Linked DNA regions of Homo sapiens: region 1 is linked to region 2. Evidence: read pairs that join two places in POLR2A ChIA-PET (ENCODE). Cell type or tissue: MCF 10A. All regions are shown on one strand. Region 1 overlaps KLRC4-KLRK1 (KLRC4-KLRK1 readthrough). Region 2 overlaps YBX3 (Y-box binding protein 3).

The links. ChIA-PET counts read pairs that join two places held together with the same protein. Peaks named below come from ENCODE experiments on the same cell type or tissue, not always from the same donor. Only the 100,000 strongest peaks of a DNase experiment are listed, where the experiment ranks them.
Region 1: POLR2A ChIA-PET joins it to region 2 with 5 read pairs; 2 of 35 experiments call an interaction of 5 or more read pairs at or near these places.

The regions. Positions count from the first base shown.
Region 1 is chr12:10,372,043-10,377,042 of GRCh38, reverse strand. KLRC4-KLRK1 (KLRC4-KLRK1 readthrough) reads left to right here. Exons shown (of 13, transcript NM_001199805.1): 13 at 3,812-4,690. The coding sequence ends at 3,929. KLRK1 (killer cell lectin like receptor K1) reads left to right here. Exons shown (of 8, transcript NM_007360.4): 8 at 3,812-4,690. The coding sequence ends at 3,929. KLRK1-AS1 (KLRK1 antisense RNA 1) reads right to left here. Exons shown (of 4, transcript NR_120430.1): 2 at 2,907-3,008. Among named protein-coding and RNA genes, the nearest start is that of KLRK1-AS1, 11 kb to the right of the region's middle. RefSeq lists a silencer at 4,646-4,846. In MCF 10A, no CTCF peak of the experiment used is centred here; a DNase peak (open chromatin) is centred at 2,882.
Region 2 is chr12:10,714,941-10,719,940 of GRCh38, reverse strand. YBX3 (Y-box binding protein 3) reads left to right here. Exons shown (of 10, transcript NM_003651.5): 2 at 798-861; 3 at 1,820-1,853; 4 at 4,158-4,247. Among named protein-coding and RNA genes, the nearest start is that of YBX3, 5.9 kb to the left of the region's middle. In MCF 10A, no CTCF peak of the experiment used is centred here; DNase peaks (open chromatin) are centred at 290, 1,220, 2,310 and 3,070.

The DNA of each region.
Region 1 (5,000 bases), 340 kb after region 2:
GAGTTCAAGACCAACCTGGCCAATGCAGTGAAACCCTGTCTCTACTAAAAATACAAAAATTAGCTGGACGGGGTGGCAGGTGTCTGTAATCCCAGCTACTCGGGAGGCTGAGGCAGGGGAATGGCTTGAACCCGGGAGACGGAGGTTGCAGTGAGCCGAGATTGCGCCGCTGCACTCCAGCCTGAGTGACAGAGCAAGACCCTGTCTCATAAATAAATAAATAAATAAATAAGTAAATTTCAGACACACTAAATGATGTGTTTTGGTATATGAATGTAGTTTTAACTTGCATTTTACTAATGCAATGATGTTAAGTAGCATTTTTTTGTGTGTGCTTATTTGCCATTTAGGTAAAAATTTTCTTCTCACTGATTTCTGCTTTGATCTTTATTATTTACTGTCTTCTTATAGTAGGTTAAATTTGCTTTTTTAGTTTCTTATATTGAAAGCTGATATGTTGATTTGAAACCTTTTTTTCTAATAAAAGTTATACTATTAATATGTGAGATGATTTGGCAACATCCCGTCATATTTTGAGATACTACTTTTTGTTTCCATTCAGTTAAAAATAGTTTCTAAATTGTCTTTTGCATTCTTTGATTCATTGATTATTTACATGTGTCATTTAGTTTTCAACATTTGTGAATTTTTCAGACATTTTTATTATTGATTTCTAATTTAATTTCATTTTCATTAGCGAATTATTTTGTATAATTTAAAACTTAAATTTATTGACATCAGTGTTATGGACTAGACTATAGTGTGTTTTTAAAAATGTTTTAGGTGTATTTGATCAGAAATGTTTATTCTGCTGTTTTCTATGTATTCTATGTGATAACCTTTGAAATACAAAGTTTTGTAATATGGCTGGTAGAAACAGGCAAAATACTAGACCCTATGTTAGCACTAAGTATTGTTTACCCTAAATCTTTTCAGACAGTTCTTTCTCCATCCTGGAGTAGTTTTTTACATACATGCATTAGTAAGTACTCTGCTGAATATTCAAAGGTGACCTTCTGCATATCTTTACATTTCTTTATTTCTTCAAATCTCTTATCTCCATTTCTGTGTCCGGTGAACTACAGCTTGGTCTTTCTGGATTCTGAAGTGTCCCATGTCTGTAGTTTTTATAGCCTGCTCTTTTACCCACTTGATTGCACAGAGCAATTCAGCACACCCAGACTAAGTGACAACATCTTAATGTTCACTGATCTTATGAATATAGTTGTAATTCTCCAGATTAATGCTAGAGTATTCAAGAAAGGTCATTTCTACCATTTGAAAGATCTGACCTGTCACTACACTGTTCAGTAATTTCTTCATTCAGCTACAACGATCAGGAATGAAACCTAAGCATTTTGTCACTACTGCTTTTCCTTTTTTCAGTCTCATAATATCACAAATATTGCAGAAGTCCTCTAGATTGTAAATATTATAATTCTTTATTTCAAGGGGACTTTAGATATTTGAATTTCCAATTCTTCAATGTAATAAAAAGTCACAACAATATCAATGTTAAAATTAGGTTAATTAGGTGCTTCCTGTCTGTCAGACACAGATTTAAGCACTTAAATGTATCCTTTCATTAAATATACTTAACAATCCTGTATACAGGTGTTATTTTAACCTAATTCTAATGGTATACAACAGAATCTTAACATGTTAAATAACTCACTTAAGTTACAAAATGAATAATTGTTGCAATGAGGACTCAAATATATATATTTCTGGCTCTGGAGCCAGACTTACTATTAAATGACTAAAAAAGTGCTCTTTTCGCTGATTTTTAAATTTACTTTGCTACTTTAATGATTAATTGGCAATGATCAATGCACAACCTTTTACTCTCATGTGTTATTTTCAATTTTCCCCTTGTGTTTATTGTAGCAAGAACTCCCTACCTTCCTTCCTTATTATCTATTTGTAATTTGGAAGCCCCAGTATACCTTAGAATTGATCCAGGATGGCCTCATTTATGTATGGCTTGAGAGTTTTTTTAACAGAAAAAACATTGATTCTCTAAAAAATAAGAGTTTATATCATAGTTTCTCAATATTTTCCTATCTACAAGGACAAAATTTTTTTTCAGAAGCAAAACAACTAGCATACTAACTTTCTGTTTATGCATGTAGTAAATATTGGTTGATTACTGCACAATTTCCAGGAATTATGCAGAGATAACTACAGAGATGAGTAGAATAAAACTCATTTTAGAGCTTCAAACTCTAGTCAGAGATGTAGTTACAAACAAATAATCCAGTGTAGTTAGTTAGGTACTCTGGCAGAAGTGTAATGAAAGTAGTATGAAAAAACAGAGAAAGAAATCGAAGGAACACATGGACAAAGTGATATTAAAAAGAATGAGGCCGGGTGCAGTGGCTCACGCCTGTGATCCCAGCACTTTGGGAGGACCTGAGGTCAGGAGTTCAAGTCCAGCTTGGCCAACATGGTGAAAGCTCATCTTTACTAAAAATACAAAAATTAGCCAGATGTGGTGGCAAGTGCCTGTAACCCCAGCTACTCCTGAGGCTGAGGGGCAGCAGAATTGCTTGAACCCAGGAGGTGGAGGTTGCAGTGAGCCGAGATTGCGCCACTGCACTCCAGCCTGGCTGACAAGAGCAAAACACTGTCAAAAAAAAAAAAAAGAGAGAGAGGAAAGAAAGAAAAAAAGAACGAGACTCTAATGTAGACTGAACCTAGTAAGAGCAGTTATTAAAAAATCTCAGCTGGGGCCGGGTGCAGTGGCTCACACCTGTAATCCCAGCACTTTGGGAGGCCGAGGTGGGTGTATTGCTTTAGGTCAGGAGTTTATAACCAGCCTGGCAACGTAGTGAAACACCATCTCTACTAAAAATAAAAAAATTAGCCGGATGTGGTGGCACATGCCTGTAATCCCAGCTACTTACGAAACTGACACAGGAGAATCACTTGAACTTGGGAGGCAGAGTTTGCAGTGAGCCGAGATTGAACCAGTGCACTCCAGCCTTGGCAGCGGAGCAAGATTCTGTCTAAAAACAAACAAACAACAAAACAAAAACTCTTTAAGAATAGTTTTCTCCCTACAGTGGCCGATTGTTCAGTTACAGAACAGAGATCATTACATCGTCTTTTTAAATAGGGATAGCATCAGACCATAATCTTTTTATTTTTTTGTCAATTTTACATTGAAGTGACATCCTCACTCTTTCTTGAGCTTTCTATTTCCCATCTCTTATGAAAGAAAACAAAGTATCATTATTAATCATATAACTCCAAAAGATTAAAGATGCCAGAGTAAAACACATATATAGATATAGAAATCTCCACATGGAATGCCTAAACATATGCACACACACACACACACACACTTATACACACTTGTGAATGTGTGTATGTATGTATTAGATTTGAAATTTTATTTTCATTTCCTTACCAAGTAAAATTGCATATATCTGAAGAAAATGTTTTATTTTTCCACAAAACACAGTATCAAATTCTAAATTGAACACTGAATTTATTTCTCACTTAAATATTTGTTTTAAAATAAACATTCTAAAGTTTTCATTTAACTTGGGTATACATATGAAGAGATTTTAGACTTCAGAATTGGCTAGTTTCTGATGTATGATAAAAAGAGTGGCGCATTATTTATAATTTTTATTTTTATTATCTGAGTTGGCTATATTTTGTTTATGAATTAGGACCAGGCATGGTCCATAATCTCCTAAAATGGTATTAAGTTCCTGTATTTGAAGTTCAATAGGTATGATTCATTTTTATTTTCCCGCGTTAATAAAATCATGTATGTAATTTGTAATTGTCTCTCCTCTAGACTAACAATAATTGAAATGCAGAAGGGAGACTGTGCACTCTATGCCTCGAGCTTTAAAGGCTATATAGAAAACTGTTCAACTCCAAATACGTACATCTGCATGCAAAGGACTGTGTAAAGATGATCAACCATCTCAATAAAAGCCAGGAACAGAGAAGAGATTACACCAGCGGTAACACTGCCAACTGAGACTAAAGGAAACAAACAAAAACAGGACAAAATGACCAAAGACTGTCAGATTTCTTAGACTCCACAGGACCAAACCATAGAACAATTTCACTGCAAACATGCATGATTCTCCAAGACAAAAGAAGAGAGATCCTAAAGGCAATTCAGATATCCCCAAGGCTGCCTCTCCCACCACAAGCCCAGAGTGGATGGGCTGGGGGAGGGGTGCTGTTTTAATTTCTAAAGGTAGGACCAACACCCAGGGGATCAGTGAAGGAAGAGAAGGCCAGCAGATCACTGAGAGTGCAACCCCACCCTCCACAGGAAATTGCCTCATGGGCAGGGCCACAGCAGAGAGACACAGCATGGGCAGTGCCTTCCCTGCCTGTGGGGGTCATGCTGCCACTTTTAATGGGTCCTCCACCCAACGGGGTCAGGGAGGTGGTGCTGCCCCAGTGGGCCATGATTATCTTAAAGGCATTATTCTCCAGCCTTAAGTAAGATCTTAGGACGTTTCCTTTGCTATGATTTGTACTTGCTTGAGTCCCATGACTGTTTCTCTTCCTCTCTTTCTTCCTTTTGGAATAGTAATATCCATCCTATGTTTGTCCCACTATTGTATTTTGGAAGCACATAACTTGTTTGGTTTCACAGGTTCACAGTTAAGAAGGAATTTTGCCTCTGAATAAATAGAATCTTGAGTCTCATGCATATCTTGTTTGATGATATTTAGATAAGATTTTGGACTTTAGACTTTACAATTGATTCCGTAAAAAGCTAAGACTTGGGGTTATTAGAATGGAATTGTTTGAAATGCTTGTTCCCCGGTGTCATAAAGAAATAGGACTTGAACATAAATTTAATTTATTTAGTAAGGCCATTTTTTACTTCCTGCAGAAAGGGTACACTCACTAGCAGTTCTGCCATGAGAGTACACCGAACAAAGGAGACAGGGTCATTTATAACCTGACATGTCCACACTACTGCTGTGTCCGGTTTCCACTGGCTGGAACGGGACCTC
Region 2 (5,000 bases):
AAGTTTTATTTTGTTTAGATTCCTTCTCTCAATTCTGCTAAAATCAGGCATTGTAGAGAAGTGGTCCTGCTCATGAGGTAGAGACAACCATTATGGTAAAGAGGGGGATTTTATGGAAAAATGCTTAAGTTTGATTCGCAAAACTGTAGAGAGCAAGGTAAACAAAGAAACAAGCCCAAATTCATCATGTGATTTGAAAAGACCTGTTATATCACGTCTCAGAGTGGTAAGTACAGAACTGGATTGAGACAGCAGCAGTTCTATAATTATTCTTGACTCCTCTGATGAGCTCCCACTTGGCGACTGGACAAGTTGCTTTACGTCTTTGTAGATTGCCTGTTAACAAGGAGCCACCTTGTTTCTCATTAAAGTTTGCCTAATATTTCCAAGTATGAAAGTGATGTGTTAAGGTCTTTCACTCTTTTATTGTAGCTCCTATTTTGAACTTATAAAATTTGTCTAGGTTAAAACTTGGAACATTCATCTTGAACATTCTTTTTTTCCTTCAGTGTTTCTCAATTTTAATGATTACAGAATTGTATAGACTTATAACCACTCCTTATCTTGCGAGTTTCCTGAAAAGTTGAATAAGGAAGAAAGGTTTAGTCTTCTGAAAAGTATTTCCTTATGAGATCTTGGCTTGCTCCATTTTCTTTTTCTAAAGTATTTTGGAATTAAGCTTTTAATGGTTTCTTTAGGTATGTTTAGGCTTTGTCTAATGTTATCAAGATCTTAGTGATATGAGCTATATCTCTCTGTAGGTCAGATACTAATTTATCTGCTTAATCCTATTTTAGCCACCAAAGTCCTTGGCACTGTCAAATGGTTCAACGTCAGAAATGGATATGGATTTATAAATCGGTATGTGTGTGTGTATATTTGCATGTTTTAAGTTTATACTTACATTGTGGCACCAGGAGTTATAAATCCCTTAGCCTTCATTAATGGCTTATATAAATTTTTTAGGTTTCTAAGCACTGTAAATATTCTCATTTCTAAGCTACTGGTTGTTAAATATTACTTAAAATACATTTCCAGGACACTAATAAATAACTTATTTCATAAAATCTAGTCATTAAGGAAGAAAAGGAGGGGGAGATAAAATCAGAAATGGGAAGGGCCTTAGGATAAATGAGACCATATCCATAATTTCACAGATGGAGAAACGGAGTCTTACACTGGTTAAGCAGCTTTCCTAAGGTCACCCAACTAGTGAGTCATTGAGCTGGATCTTTAACTCACTTCTGGTCCAGTCCTATGTAGAAACTGTAAACTGTGGTAACTTTTAACCGTACAGGAATGAGAACATAACTACAAGATGCTGGGAGTATTATGAGGTTTTCACATGATATCGGCATTTTCTTTGCTTTCCCACCCCTTCTTAAAGTCCTCCAATTTCTTGTCTCCTTTGGTGGGGTGGGGGTGGGGGGCTGTTTTAAGTTTCAGTGTAAGGAGAGCCTAGTTCACAGCTGTGCCCTGTCCTTTTAACTGTCTTGCTTTGCTTTTGCTGGGAGGAAAATCTGAGGCTCTGATTACACACCATGTGATTCAGAAAGAGACAGAGGAACGGGATGTTTCTGTATGTTGAGTCTGTGAGCTTGGATCTAAGCACTGTGGCAATGTGGAGGAGGAAGGTGGGTGGCCTGTGGAGTTAGAAATGTTTAACAAGGATTTTAGGTGTCTGAATTGAGTGTAGAAAATAAGTGAAAATATATGTTGTGTTTTGAGGACTTGGGAGTTAAATTCATAACACATAGGTTCTTTTAAGTTTTTCCACATACGTACTACCTTTAATTGTGAGCTTTTTGTCTTTCAACAGAAATGACACCAAAGAAGATGTATTTGTACATCAGGTAAGAGGGATTATAAATACTACATTTGCTATGTGAGGAGAGGGTGTGTAATCTTCTGTCAGCCCTTTCCCAAAAGTAAGTCCTATGGATTATTATTTTAATCTAAACTCTTTCTGTGATTTATTTTGCAACAGGAGTTCAGTTCCACATTTTAAGATTGGCAAATAAGTTCTTCTACCCCATCATATTAACTGTTTTCAAATAGTTTTATTTTTGCAGTTGTATAAAGTGATATTTGGTTAGACCACTTTCTAATTTTTAAAGCCTTTGAGTCCTTAGCAAAAAAAAGAAAAGTCTGTTTCCCTTTTAGCATCCTGTTCTCCTGATGTGGTTCCTCCTTAGTGTTTGCCTGGAGCCAATCTGGCTTCTGCCTGGGTAGGTATTGGTTAAAGCTCCTCTGTCAGAGCAGCTCTCAATTGAAGTAAATAGCGCAGAGAAGCAGATAGTAAGATGAGAAAACTTCCAGTTCCCAGGGTAGCCCTCACTCTTGTTAAATGAGGCATGTTAGGACGTGTCCAGGTCAAAAGCTGCAAATTCCCTTAGATTTGCAGGAAATAGAGGAAATGGGTAAGATATGGAGCTTCTCTGCTATAGGTGCCTCAGTTTTTCTTTGCTTTATTAGCCTAGGATGTTATTTATTCTGTTATTAATATGTCCTAGACTTCCTTTATAAAATAGGTTAAGAGAAGGAATACTATCCTTAGTGTTCTTTTTGTTTATTTAGTTTTCAGTGAATTGTCTGAAATATGCGTTCTCAGAGTATAACAATAAGGAAGATAGAGCAGCAGGTACTAATGCCAGCCCATTCTCTTGCAGTGCAGAAATCCAGAATACATCTGATTTTCTGTGTTTTTGTTTCCTTCTGTTTAGGTTTGTGTGTGTATTGGAGTGACCGTAGGAGTTGGAGATAGTGGTATCTAGCTGTGGTTTCTATTGTTTATATTTCTACTTGACTGGATATATCTCAGTTGCATTTAGATAATTTGAGTAGATTTATTTTGTTCAGATACAGTGACTTTTAGGGTCATAATAGTGTTGTTTATAATACTTGGAGGTTTGAGGTTAATAGACCTTTTAGGGTAAGAATTCTGAAGACTGCTAGAGTCAAGGTCCTCAGAAGTTGCTGTATTGGTGGCTGGCTTTATTAGCCTGTGAGTATATGACCCGATTCCAGCCCCCGTGAGGTTGTGTGGTGAGTCACCTCAATGTGTTGAGGCTTGCCCAGTTTAACAGGAAAAAGGGAGCGAGCCGGCAGGGAGGGGCTGTTTTTGGAATGGCTGAATGTTCATGCTGCGTGCCTGTCCTGAACTGCCTTTTTTCCTCTATGGGTGAGGTCTCTGCTCTGTTGGCTCACTATTTCTTTTCCCTCCTACTCAGAGTTAGGGGACGGGCTGGATTACACATGCTTAATCGCTTTATAAAATAAGGTTGACCTAGTTCCATAGAAACGCAAGCCCCTTTAACTGTTTAGAGATACCAGCCAAAGAAATGGAAATGCATGGCAGGAATTATTTTCTGCCTTCATTGATGGAACAAGAGAGAGCAGCACCTATTCATAAGCAGATATTTAGGTGTAGATGTTTAATGAAGAATAGCATCTTCACTAACCTTTTAATGTATTATCAGGGAATGTAGGATTTGTTGACATGAATTGTGTGATGGGAGAAAAGTTGAATAAATATCATATAGGTAGAGTACAGGGATATGAATTCCCCCTCCTCCACTTCCCCCATCATCCCTGGGGCTGTTACGGTTGTGACTTCAGATAAATCACTTTAACTGTTAGCCTCGTGTTAACTCATCTGCAAAATGGGAGGAGAGGGGGGAGGCCAGATTATTACTAATACGTTCTGATTCTTGAGATAATTTTGTTTACTCGTCAGAAATATTTATCCCCTTGGCATTTTAATTTGTTTTTCTTTATCACTGCCTCCTTTCCTCCTCCGGAGATTCAGAGAATCTCTGAAGCTTAATGGTTTGAGGTAATTAATACATCTGATATGATCAGGTGATCAGCCTGTAACAGTAGTGTGTAGTCACTGCACACACTGCAGTTATAGAAAAAACATGTTCTGTTTAATCCACCTGTCAAGATGAATAGCACAAATCAAGGAAGTAATGTGGAATATAGTTTTATAGTGCTTTCTTGTTGTTGTGTTGGAGATCCAACTTAGTGGGAGAATGGTGGAAAAATAAGAATCGGTCAACAGTTTCTTCAAGTTCACTCTGGTGTACTTGAAAGCAGTGAAATCTGTGGCCAATATTGAAATATACATCGAATAAAATTTTCTGTTCTCTTTCCAGACTGCCATCAAGAAGAATAACCCACGGAAATATCTGCGCAGTGTAGGAGATGGAGAAACTGTAGAGTTTGATGTGGTTGAAGGAGAGAAGGTGAGAGGAAATTGTGGTTGGGTATCAAAGTGCTGGCACATAGTACTGTTGCACAATAAATTATCTATCAGCCCCTTATGAATTGACATGACTTTGGAATTTTTGTACAATAGCAGGAAGTGACTTTTAAACAGAATTTTTTTTTTTTTTAAGATGGGGTCTCCCTCTTGCCCAGGCTGGAGTGCAGTGGCGCGATCTTGGTTCACTGCAACTTCCACCATCCAGGTTCAAGTGATTCCTCTGCCTCAGTCTCCCTAATAGCTGGGATTACAGGCATCCACCACCACGCCCGGCTAATTTTTGTATTTTTAGTAGAGACGGGGTTTCACCATGTTGGCCAGGCTGGTCTTGAAACTCCTGACCTTAGGTGATCCACCTGTGTCAGCCTCCCAAAGTACTGGGATTACAGGTGTGAGCCACCACACCCAGCTAGCAGAAATATTTTTGACATTGTCATTATAAACATTCTGCAATAAAGATACTTTAATTTCTTATTTAATAAATGATCAACTCTGATTATGGAAAGAAAAGCTGATTTCTCAATTTAAAAATAATTTATATTTTTATACCAAAGGTATGTATTTCGAAATGCAGATTAAAATTTAACTATCTTATGTATTAACAATATATTAAAAGTGCTTTGCAGCTGGGCGTGGTGGCCCACACCTGTAATCCCAGTACTTTGGGAGGCTGAGGCAGGCGGATCTCCTGAGGTCAGGAGTTCAAGACCAGCCTGGCCAACATGGTGAAACC